Linked DNA regions of Homo sapiens: region 2 is linked to region 1. The links are chromatin loops, found by intact Hi-C in ENCODE. Cell type or tissue: right lobe of liver. All regions are shown on one strand. Links, peaks and the distances in the headings refer to the core of each region. The heading gives the core; the rest is flanking DNA. Region 1 overlaps PCNX3 (pecanex 3). Region 2 overlaps LOC124902693.

The links. Peaks named below come from ENCODE experiments on the same cell type or tissue, not always from the same donor. Only the 100,000 strongest peaks of a DNase experiment are listed, where the experiment ranks them.
Region 2: a loop joins it to region 1, with 2.4 times the contacts of the local background. A loop is called at or near these places in 45 of 110 quality-filtered maps.

What each region holds. Positions count from the first base shown.
Region 1 is chr11:65,623,217-65,628,584 of GRCh38, reverse strand. It overlaps PCNX3 (pecanex 3), which reads right to left. Exons shown (of 35, transcript NM_032223.4): 12 at 4,941-5,094; 13 at 4,624-4,656; 14 at 4,219-4,390; 15 at 4,004-4,114; 16 at 3,569-3,660; 17 at 3,305-3,414; 18 at 3,075-3,180; 19 at 2,841-2,933; 20 at 2,531-2,681; 21 at 1,537-1,681; 22 at 1,003-1,180. Among named protein-coding and RNA genes, the nearest start is that of PCNX3, 10 kb to the right of the region's middle. In right lobe of liver, for the core only: a CTCF peak has its summit at 2,444 (motif pointing left); a DNase peak (open chromatin) is centred at 2,424.
Region 2 is chr11:65,818,543-65,823,910 of GRCh38, reverse strand. The region is part of intron 3 of LOC124902693; the gene reads left to right. Among named protein-coding and RNA genes, the nearest start is that of SNX32, 13 kb to the left of the region's middle. In right lobe of liver, for the core only: no CTCF peak of the experiment used is centred there; DNase peaks (open chromatin) are centred at 570 and 2,550.

The DNA.
Region 1 (5,368 bases), core at 296-5,295:
CAACAGGGAGAAGAAAAAAGACATGCAGGGTCACTCATGGAAGCCCCCGGATGCCAGGCCCCATTCAGAGGCTTGGGTCATCGCACTGGCTTGGCCCACGGGGGCCAAACTCAAGGTCACTGCCAGCCCTTGTGCTCTGGACATGGCTCAAGGCGCCTGATGCCATTAGCAACCCCTGCCTGAGCTCAAAGGGGGCGGTGGCCATTTAGTTCACACAAGTACCCTGTGAGCTTCTTATTCCTATTGCTGGCCCCTTTTCACAGATGGGAAAGTTGAGGTTCAGTGAAGACAGAGAAGATAAATGACTTCCTCAGGTCACGCCACTAGGTCACTGGTGAGGCTGAAGCTAGACTATAGTACTGAAAATTGAGAACAGCCACAGGCCCTGCCCTCAGAGGGTACGCAGTGTGGATGACCGCCATCCTGGGCCAGGCCAGAAAACAAGAACAGAATGCCCACGTGAGGAAGAAAAAGGCTCAGGCCTGCCTGGGGTTCCAGGTACCACTGCTGGCCTCCAGTAGAGTGTAGGAGCATGGTTCCTTAGTTCAAAGAGCCCCCCAAGCCGTGGCAATGCCACAGCCGGCAGAGCACCTATACACACCCAGGCACTAGGGGCTTCTGAAACTCAGCTCGGACTGCTCTGGATCCAGGGTGGCAAAAGAGCGTGGAACTCAGAGGTCTGCGTCCAGAGGATAAGGCCAGGTCCTGATTACCCTAACCATTTCTGAGGAGGTGGTCGTGGGGTCAGACAGGCCTGGGTTCAAATCCTGGCTGACCACCAATTCTCTGGAAGCCTGAGGCAAGTCCCTCAACCTCCTTCAGCCTGCTTCCTCTCTGTAGAGGGTGGAAGTAACCCCTTCCTTGAGAGGCTGCTGCAAAGGCCCACGGGGCTGATACAGAGCGGTGGCCACAGGCCCTCAGGAAATTCTCTTCCCACCCAGGCAGAAGTTGGCTCTGCTCCCATTGGACAGCCTGGGGTCTGGGCCACAGCCACCAACTCACCTTGCTGCAAAGCAGGGACATGAGGAAGTAGTCAAGCAGAAAGCCCTGGGAGAGGCGCGGGTAGTCAAAGTGGAAGAGCAGGACGGTGAAGGCCAACGTCAGGTACTGCTGTGGGGGGCAGCAGAAGGCTGAGCGCAGCAGCTTCAGCCCAGCCACGGTCATCAGCAGCGCCCGGCAGCTGTGGGCAAGGGGCAGGCATCGGGTGCTTGGTAGGGGACCGGGGCAGTGGGTATAGGTGTCCCATCCCTCGCCTACTCTGGCCGGAGAGCAACCCCTGGCCTCTGCTCTGCTGGGCTGGTCCCTGCTCTTTTGGGCCCGTGACTCTTAGTCTCTGCTCTTCCAAAGGGAGTGGTGGGAACACATTTGCCTTTGAAGAAGCAACCACTTCCTGGGATGGCGTGTCAGGAGCTGGGGTCCTGCTTTAGCTTGCTAAACAACCTTAGACATGATTCATTCCCTCTCTAGGCCTCAGTTTCCCCACGGATCAAAAGGGAAAGCGGATGATGGGATCGTTGAGGGTGGGGTGGTCCTCACTAGAAGCAGTACTTGTCCGGGTGGCTGACGACTGTGTGGGCGTCCACCGTGAGGGCGTTGAGCACCACGGCGGGGTAGATGAGGTACTTCTCTACGCACTGCAGGCCAGCATACAGCTTCTCAAACCACATCACCTGGGCGGCACCTGTGTGGAGAGGCCAGGACTCTGCACCTGGCTTCCACATGCCTGCCTTCCCTGAGGAAGTCCTTCCCTAGGAGGGCAGGCTGTGCGGTCCTGACTCCTCGGAGACCCTGGGGGGAGGGGCTGATCTGTGGCAGCTCAAATGGGAGCAGCGAGCCCCAGCAGGGCAAGGGCTCCACATGGCACTTAGCACATCGAGGCTTGCTTTATGGCAGGTGCTCTGCTCTGCTGTCTGTTAAAACAAGGCCAATGATGAAATCGCAAACACCTACGTACAGCAGGCTGGCTAGGGCCTGAGTGCACAGTGAGCCCGTGAGCTGGGCCCTTCTAAAGGGCAGACCCCTCGGTTCAGGCTGGTTGTAGCCACAGAGGGATGCTAGTCTGGGAAGCAAAATCTTCTGTCGTTTAAGAAAAACTCAAGAAACATGGATCTTCATATCTCAAATCGAGATGCTAAAATAGAGGCTCCAGGATTTTTTAAAAACCATTATGCAGCCCAGTGAAGATGTGCTCCAGGCAGCTCTGGTCCACTGGTGATCAGTGTTTAATTCTGGACAAGAGATCCCTTCAGGGCCCTGGGGTTCTAATTCTTCCGTCTTCTCACAGACAGGAAGGAGGGCAGGACCAGGGCAACACAGGCAAGGGAAGGGCACAGCAGGGCACGAGGAGAAGAGTCGGTGGAGAGCGCAGCCGGGCAACACGGACACAGAGGGCAGGGAGGGAGCAGAAAGGGTAGTGTGGGCAGCGAGTGCCCCCTGCTGGCACTCCTGAGCCGAGAGGACCACAGCTCCCACCAGCCAGGCTGCAGCCCGAGCCACTGCCCAGGCCTGGCCATCAGGGGTGGGCACTCACCGCGCACTTCATACTGGCTGTACTCCAGCGGCTTCAGCACGGGCTGTGACAGGCAGAACCAGGGCAGCTGTTTGCGGAGTTGTGGCAGCAGGTAATGTGTGAAGAAGCCCACGGCCCCAGCCAGTGCGTACAACACGAAACCCAGCACCGACTGCAGGAGGGAGAGGCCAGAGACTCAGCTGATGGGAGCAGGCCAAGGGACCACAGAGGGCCACCTGGCACAGGCCGGGGAGGGGCTGCCCACGGCACTCAGATTGAGCAGGCTCCCGCCAAGACAGCGAGAGGCAGCAGCGGCCCATGCCACACAAACCTTCAGGGCAATAAAGACGGTGCTGGCGCTGATGGCGAAGGTGAGCACGGCGATCACCACACACATCACCAGGTCGGAGTGCAAGACCTCACGCTGCAGGGCCAGGAGAGACATTCAGCTGCCCGGCCAGGAGAGACACTCAGCTGCCCAGCAGCCCAAGCTGGACATGCCCCTCCCAGGAACCCCAGGACCTGTCACCACCTCCCCACAGACCCCCACCCCCCGCCCCCTCACCACCGACTGGCGCATCTTGTCCGGCAAGGGGTCCGGGGGCTCGGCCCGGGCTGTCTCCAAGCTGCGCTCCTCCAGCTCAGGGAACAGCTTGCTCCGGATCAGAGACCTGGGGGTGAGGAAGAGTCAGGAGGAGGCCGCCCCTCCTTCCCCCCGGCCCCAGTCACGGGCACATGCACAGACCACAAACCCCTACTGGGCAGACACAAACACACGACCCGGAGCACACCCACCAGAGCACGGTGGGGTCGCTGCTCTGCCGGCTCAGGTGGTAGGACAGTGCCACCAGGAGGCCACAGAAGACTGAGAAGAGGACAGGGACGTGCTGCTCTGGCCACGGAGTCTGCGGAGAGAATCCATGCTGGTCAGGGGAGGTGAGGTAAGCATGGGGCCCGGGCTGCCCCCGTGTGAGAAGCCACTGCTGAGCCCAGTTCACAGCCCCGCCCCAACCACCCTTACGCACTGCAGCATGCCCCCACCTCGCAAGCCACCCCTACCTTGATGGCCCCAAGGCAGAAACCGTAGAGCAGGGCAGCAGCCAGCAGGCTGCGGGAGAGGCTGAAGACTGCCGTGAGCGGGCTGGTGGCAGCTGTGTGGAAGGGAGAAGTACAGCCCAGCTCTCACTTGCAGGTACCCCACCTCAACCCTAGCCGCGCTTCCCCTCAACTCCCAGAGGCTGGCCTCCCTGGAAAGGCACCCCCAGCCCATTGTTCTCTGCTGCCCCAAGCCCCAAGCGGCCTTTAGAGCTTCCAAGATTCTCAGATATAAACCACTTGCCTGGGGAGGGAAGGAGAGGGGAGAAGGCAGAAACCTTGAGTCTGCAGTACAGACGCAGGAGAAGGTTCCGCAAGGGTGGAGCCAAGGACCCAATCCGAGGGCCCTCCTGGGCCTCCACACGGGCCCCATCCCTGAGCCACCTGTGGGCATCATACCTGTGCCCCCGAAGCCGTGCATATCTATTTGCTCCAGCAGGTACATGAGGCAGGTGTTGACCTGGGGCAGGAGGCCCAGGAGGAAGACGAAGGGGAAGCACAGGGTGAACACTGGCAGGGAGGGGACACGAAGGCCTGGTCAGCCTGCTGGCTTTCCGCGGCCCACCCTCGGGGACTCACTCTCCTGGGCCACCTCATCCCTGCCCCAGCCTCACCAGTGGCCACGTCTCGGGCACAGAAGAAGAAGGAGGCAGAGAAGAGCGTGAGGCCGTAGAGGGAGACAGGTGGGAAGGGCTGAGCTGAGCCCAGGGCGTCCAGCAGCCAGATGAGCAGACAGCAGATGCAGAAGTAGACAGGACGGCTGTACGCGATCACCCAGTTGTGGCCCTGAGGGGTCAGCCCATGAGGAGCTGGGTCTCCCCGACTGGCCACACCTCTGACACATGCACACACTCAAGGGCCCCAGGCCTGGCCCTGGGTCCAAGCTGGAGAGCCTGGCCAGGTGGGGGTGATGGGGGTGGTGAGGGAGCCCCAGCCCTCCATACCCTACCCTCCTCCCCACCTGGTCTCAGCCCCTCCCGGGGCCTCCTGGCCAGAGGCGCTGCTCCATGGGTACTCACGTGCATGGGGGACGCCGCATCAGGCTGCACGCTCTGGAAGAGACAGGGCTACGTTGGCAACTAGAGCCGATGCCCACGGGATGGTCAGAGGCCCCAGACCTGTTCAGCTCCACCACTAGGCAGTTATGAGTGACCAGGTCAGGCCCCCGAACTGTCCTGAGCCTCAGTTTTCTTGCTTGTAAAAGAGCTGGCCAGCTCTAGGGAACCTTAGACAAATTATCTACCTTTCAGCTTATACTCCTTAAAACTGGAGTTGTGGGAAGGGCAATCTTGGGAAAAGTCGGGTGGGGAAGGAAACACAGAGAGCCCGGCCTGACCTTCAGCAAGGAGTACTGGCAGGAGGCGATGACCAGGCAGAACTGGAAGACCCAGATGTCAGTGAAGAAGCCCTTGAGCAGCAGCAGGTAGCCCAGGAAGGCCACAAGGCTGCTCAGGCCCACGCCGAAGATGTTCTCCAGCACTCCCCGCGTCCTGCAGGGACAGCCTAGTCAGGGCGTGCCCGTCTTGCCTCACCTTCCAGTGGGGCAGTGGGGAAGATGGATCTTGCCCTAAAGGCCCAGCTCTGGGACTGTGCCCATGCCAGACCCTTGTCCTCTGAAGATGTGAACACCTATAACTTTGCGACGACGCGGCCCGGCAGCACCTGCTCCAGCGACCATTGTATTGCTCTCTCCTTCCCAATCTTTGCCTGCTCTGGACATTGAGGGCTGAGAGCTCAGGGTGCCATTACTCCCGGGATTCATCC
Region 2 (5,368 bases), core at 280-5,279, 200 kb before region 1:
GGCATTGAAGCCCGTCAGAGTGGTCAATCGAAACGACATAGCTAGTATGTGTTGGTAGTAAGTGGTGGTGTGAGGAGGTTTTGGACCTATGTGGTAGCTCTACCAGCTGGCTGGGTCTTCAGTGCCATGTGATTGGGAGGTGAAGCGACCACCCTAGTCAGCAGTGAATGAATGGCGGATTCGGGCCAGAAGCCTGCTGGAACCATCTTCTGCTCCGGAGAGCTCACAGTTAGGTGGCTCTGATGCCACATCGGCCATAGATGTGTTATGTTTGCCCCAAAGAATATTTTAAGACCATGTTTAGAATTAATTGGTACCTTTTTAAAATGCAGAGATTCACATTAAAGAGTGAGTTTCTGGCTTTTCTTGGAAAATGAGAAGATCTGGCCACACTGGGCCCATATAGGAACTGGAGTTGCCTCTCTCTGTTTCCTTCAGCTGGGGCCTGTGCCCCCCTGTTGGCCAGGCCCCACTGGCCTGCCTGGGGTCCCTGCCACCTCCGCAGGCACCTGGGTCTGCCTTTCTGCTGTTCTGTCACGAGGTGTGCCACTCAGCTTGGCTTTGAAGCCAGGCTGTGTTTGTGCATTGAATGCACGCCAAGCCCAGGCCTCCACTGATGGCTAAATACCTTTTCTGAATTGTAGGCAATATAAGATAAAAACGTGCTGCGGGAAGTGAGAAAAACTACATGCCCCCCCATGCTGAGTGCCCACAGGAGGCGCACGGGTAGTGCAGGAAAAAGGCAAATGGCCATAGTTCCTGAAACCAGCATAAATTAAAACAAAATACAAATCATACCCTGGCAAATGGCAAGTAACAGCCTATTGCCAGTATGCGAATCACGTTGTGATTTTTTAAAATTTGTTTTGTAATAAATAATTTGTTTGAATTTTGAGCTGCGTACTTTGGACATATGATAAGGAAGCTGTGGGGGAAGATTGTGTGTGTGTGTGTGTGTGTGTGCACACGCGCGCACCTGTGCATGTTTATGGGGGTGTGGACCACAGTTTACAAAGCTTGGAGTTTTCTATAGAAATTCAGTTTCAGAGTCTGGGTGCAGTGGCTCACACCTATAATCCCAGCACTTTAGGACACCGAGGTGTGCAGATTGCTCGAGTCCAGGAGTTTGAGAGCAGCCTAGGTAAATGGCAAAACCGCGTCTCTGCAAAATATACAAAAATTAGAGGGTCCTGGTGAACCACGCCTGTAGTCCCAGCTACTCGGGAAGCTGGTGTGGGAGGATCACTTGAGCCCGGGAGGTGGAGGTTGCAGTGAGCCGAGATTGTGCTACTATGCTCCAGCCTGGGTGACAGAGCGAGACCATGAAAAAAAAAAAAAGGAAAAAAGGAAGGAAGGAAGAAAGGAAGGAAAGAAGGAAAGAAACAAACTTCACTTTCAGAACATTTTTTCAAGACCAGCCTGGCCAACATGGTGAAACCCCATCTCTATTAAAAATACAAAACTTAGCCAGGCATGGTGGCGGGTGCCTGTAATTCCAGCTACTTAGGAGGCCAAGGCAGGAGAATCACTTGAACCCAGGAAGCGGAGGTTGCAGTGAGCCAAGATTGCACCTTTGTGCTCCAGCCTGGGTGACAAGAGTGAAATTCGGTCTCAAAAAAAAAAAGAACATTTTAATAAACTTTTATGATTAAAGGGTGAAAACATGTTTCTGTACCATAACGTTCAAATGTGAGGTCCACACTGGCAAACAGGTATTTATCTGTATTAAATATTATGTTCCATTTAAAGTATAACAATAATTCTCCGTGCCCATGGTCAGGTTGGGCAAATGACCACATTTCATGCTTGTGTGAGTTTTTGTTTGCAATCTGTATACTGCCCTTAGAGATACAGGTTCAAACAGGTGCAGGAAGCAGAGCTGCCAGCAAAGTGCAGGAGTCGACTCTTTTTCTTTTCTTTTCTTGCTTTTTTTTTTTTTTTTTTTTTAGCCAGAGTCTCGCTCTGTCACCCAGGCTGGAATGCAGTGGCTTGATCTCAGCTCACTGCAACCTCCACCTCCCGGGTTCAAGCAATTCTCCTGCCTCAGCCTCCCAAGTAGCTGGGAATACAGGTGTCTGCCACCATGCCCGGCTAATTTTTGTATTTTTAGTAGAGATGGGGTTTCACCATGTTGTCCAGGCTTGTCTCAAACTCCTGACCTCAGGTGATCCACCTGCCTTGGCCTCCCAAAGTGCTGGGGTTACAGGTGTGAGCCACTGCGCTCGGCCTCTAGACTCTTAATCTATGTTCTTTGAGTTACACCTGACAACTTTCCATCACACCTGGCTGCCTGGCTCAGGAACTGGAGGAAGGCGGCCAGTGCTGGCCAGGAATTTCTCAGAGGCCACTGGACAGTATTATGGAGTGGCCCCTGCCCCTCAGAGGCTCACTGTCCATAGCACAGGGGTCATCCATCCTGTCAGACCATGCTGACCCCACTCACGAGAGGCTAGCCCTGCAAGTTCTCCCCTGGGAACAGGAAGTAATCGTGCGAGGTTTACATGGCAGATCAGCTTGGTCTCGGGAGCTATTTCTACACAAATCACGTGGGGCTCAGAAGGCCATGCTCTGCTGCTCCCTGGACTCTGGCCCCTGTCCTGCGTGTCCTCCTTCCTCTGGTCCTCAGAGACTCCCCGTTCCCTGCCATATGCACACTTAGGGTGGGACCGGGATGTGCACTGTAGCCAGTTCTGTTCTTGTTTGTGTTGCTCAGAATCCATTGTTTCTTACTGATGCAGATCAGTGCCTAATACTAGGTGTCCAGCACCATGCTGGGAGCCAGGGATACAACAGACAGGTGCCTCCCTGGGGGATAAGTGGAGCACACGCAGGTAATAATCAGTGAACTGGGTAGCGCTTTGTTACAGGCCTCTCACAACTGGTATTTTATCTCCATCATATTGTAATTTTGTTTTTGTGGTGTGACCTAAAAAGCCTTGGATCCTCAAAAGATCTGGCCAAGTTCATGGTAAAGTTATTATTCCTTTAACAAATGCATTCATTTAACAATATTTATTAAGCACCTATTATTTGTCAGGTACCATTCCAGATGTCAGGATTATAACAGAGAACAAAACTGACAAATAGCACTGTTCTCTTGGTGCTTACATTGTTGTGGAAGGAGACAAAAAGAAATAATGTCAATATAATATGTCCTAAGAATTTTAAAGAAAAACTCAAGCAGGGTAAGGGAGAGAGAATGACGATGGGGAGGAGGGCCGCTCTTTGAGGAAGGCCCTTCTGGTGACCCTTGAAGCAGAGCCCAGCAAGAGGGGAGGGGGAAGCTGTGGTTTGGAGGAAGTCTTTTCATAGCGGGGAGCCTCAAGGGCAGAGCCCCCGAGGGGGAGTGTGCCCTACCTGTTGGAAGGAAGCCACTGATCTGCAATCCTGTTTTCCTCGTCTGCAAATTAATGGGCTTGTTGGGAGGGACAAATGAAATCATTTATATGAAAACATTTATGTCAACTGTAGAACACTCTATAAAAGTTATTCTCTTTATGTTGACTTCATCAAGTATTTGCAGTGTCTAAAGCAGGAATGATCATAATGATTATATTACAATTCTGCCCTTTCATTTTTTTTATTGAGGTGAAATGCATATAACATATAATTAATCATTTTATAGCCTACAATTCAGTGGCATTTGGTGCATTCACAATGTTGTGCAACCACCACCGCTTTCTATTTAAAAACCTTTTTCATCATCCCCACCTTTTCTTTCTTTTCTTTTTAAAATAGAGATGGTGTCTCCCTACATTGCCCAAGCTGGATTAGAACACCTGGGCTCAAGTGATCCTCCAACCTCAGTCTCCTGAGTAGCTGGGATTATAGGCACTCACCACTGTGCCTGGCCTTTCATTTTTATTTTATTTTATTTTATTAATTATTATTATTATTTAGAGACAGGATCTCACTCTGTTGCTCAGGCTGGAATGCGGTGGTGTGATCATGGTTCCCTGCGGCTTCCACCTGCTGGGCTCAAGCAATCCTCCCACCTCAGCCTCCCAAATAGCTGAAACTATAGACATACGCCACAGTGCCTGGCTAATTTTTGTATTTTTTGCAGAGCCGTGGTTTCATCTTGTTGCCCAGGCTGGTCTTGAACTCCTGGGCCTAAGTGATCCTCCTACCTTGGCTTCCTCCAGTGCTGGTATTACAGGCGTGAGTCACTGTGCCTGGCCTTTTTTATTTTTATTTTTTGACACAGAGTCTCACTCTGTCACCAGGTAGGACAGTGGTGCAATCTCGGCTCACTGCAACCTCTGCCTCCCAGGGTTAAGAGAGTCTTATGCCTCAGTCTCCTCAGTAGCTGGGATTACAGGTGCACACCACCACGCCCAGTTAATTTTTTTCTATTTTTAGTAGAGACAGGGTTTTACCATGTTGGCCCCACTGGTCTGGAACTCCTGGCCTCAAGTGATTCACCTACCTCGGCCTCCCAAAGTGCTAGGATTACAGGAATGAGCCACTGCACCCGGCCTTTGGCCTCATTTTAATTTTTATTTATTTATTTATTTATTTATTTATTTATTTATTTATTTATATTTATATTTTTATTTTTTTTGAGACGGAGTCTCGCTCTGTAGCCCAGGCTGGAGTCCAGGGGCGCGATCTCGGCTCACTGCAAGCTCCGCCTCCCAGGTTCACACCATTCTCCTGCAGTCAGCCTCCCGAGTAGCTGGGACTACAGGCGCCCGCCACCACGCCCGGCTAATTTTTTTTGTATTTTTAGTAGAGACGGGGTTTCACCATGTTAGCCAGGATGGTCTCGATCTCCTGACCTCGTGATCCGCCCGCCTCGGCTTCCCAAAGTGCTGGGATTACAGGCGTGAGCCACCGCGCCCGGCGCCGCATTTTTAATAGTCACTTGAGATACCATTCTGGAAATAGGATTTCCCCCCGTATCTGACTTTGTCCTTTCTGTTTCTGCCTAGCCTCCAGCTCCTAGGCTTCATCCATGTATTTTTCCAACAGCAATTTATTGAGCACCTACTGTGTGGGAGGCACTGTGCTAGGCAGATTCTGGAGACACAACAATGACAGTGACAGGGAGGTCCCTGCATCCCCAGGACTCACAGTGTGGTGGGGGATTTAGACAGTGAATGGATAATTGCCGGAAAACTAAATTATGATACATGCTTATAAGAAAAAATGTTTTGAAAATTATGTTAAATACATTTGTGGAGTTATCGAAGCTACTGGAAGAGAGACGCCACTCTCAGAACAACATGACTGGTTTTATAACTGTGCTCCCAGTTCAGACACGGGGGACAAAGATGACCTCGGGGAGGCGACCTGGATTTTGCTGGGGCCTAAGCAGCGAGGCCGGCCCAGGAAGAAAGAGCGGTGCTTCCTTCATTTGCTCCTG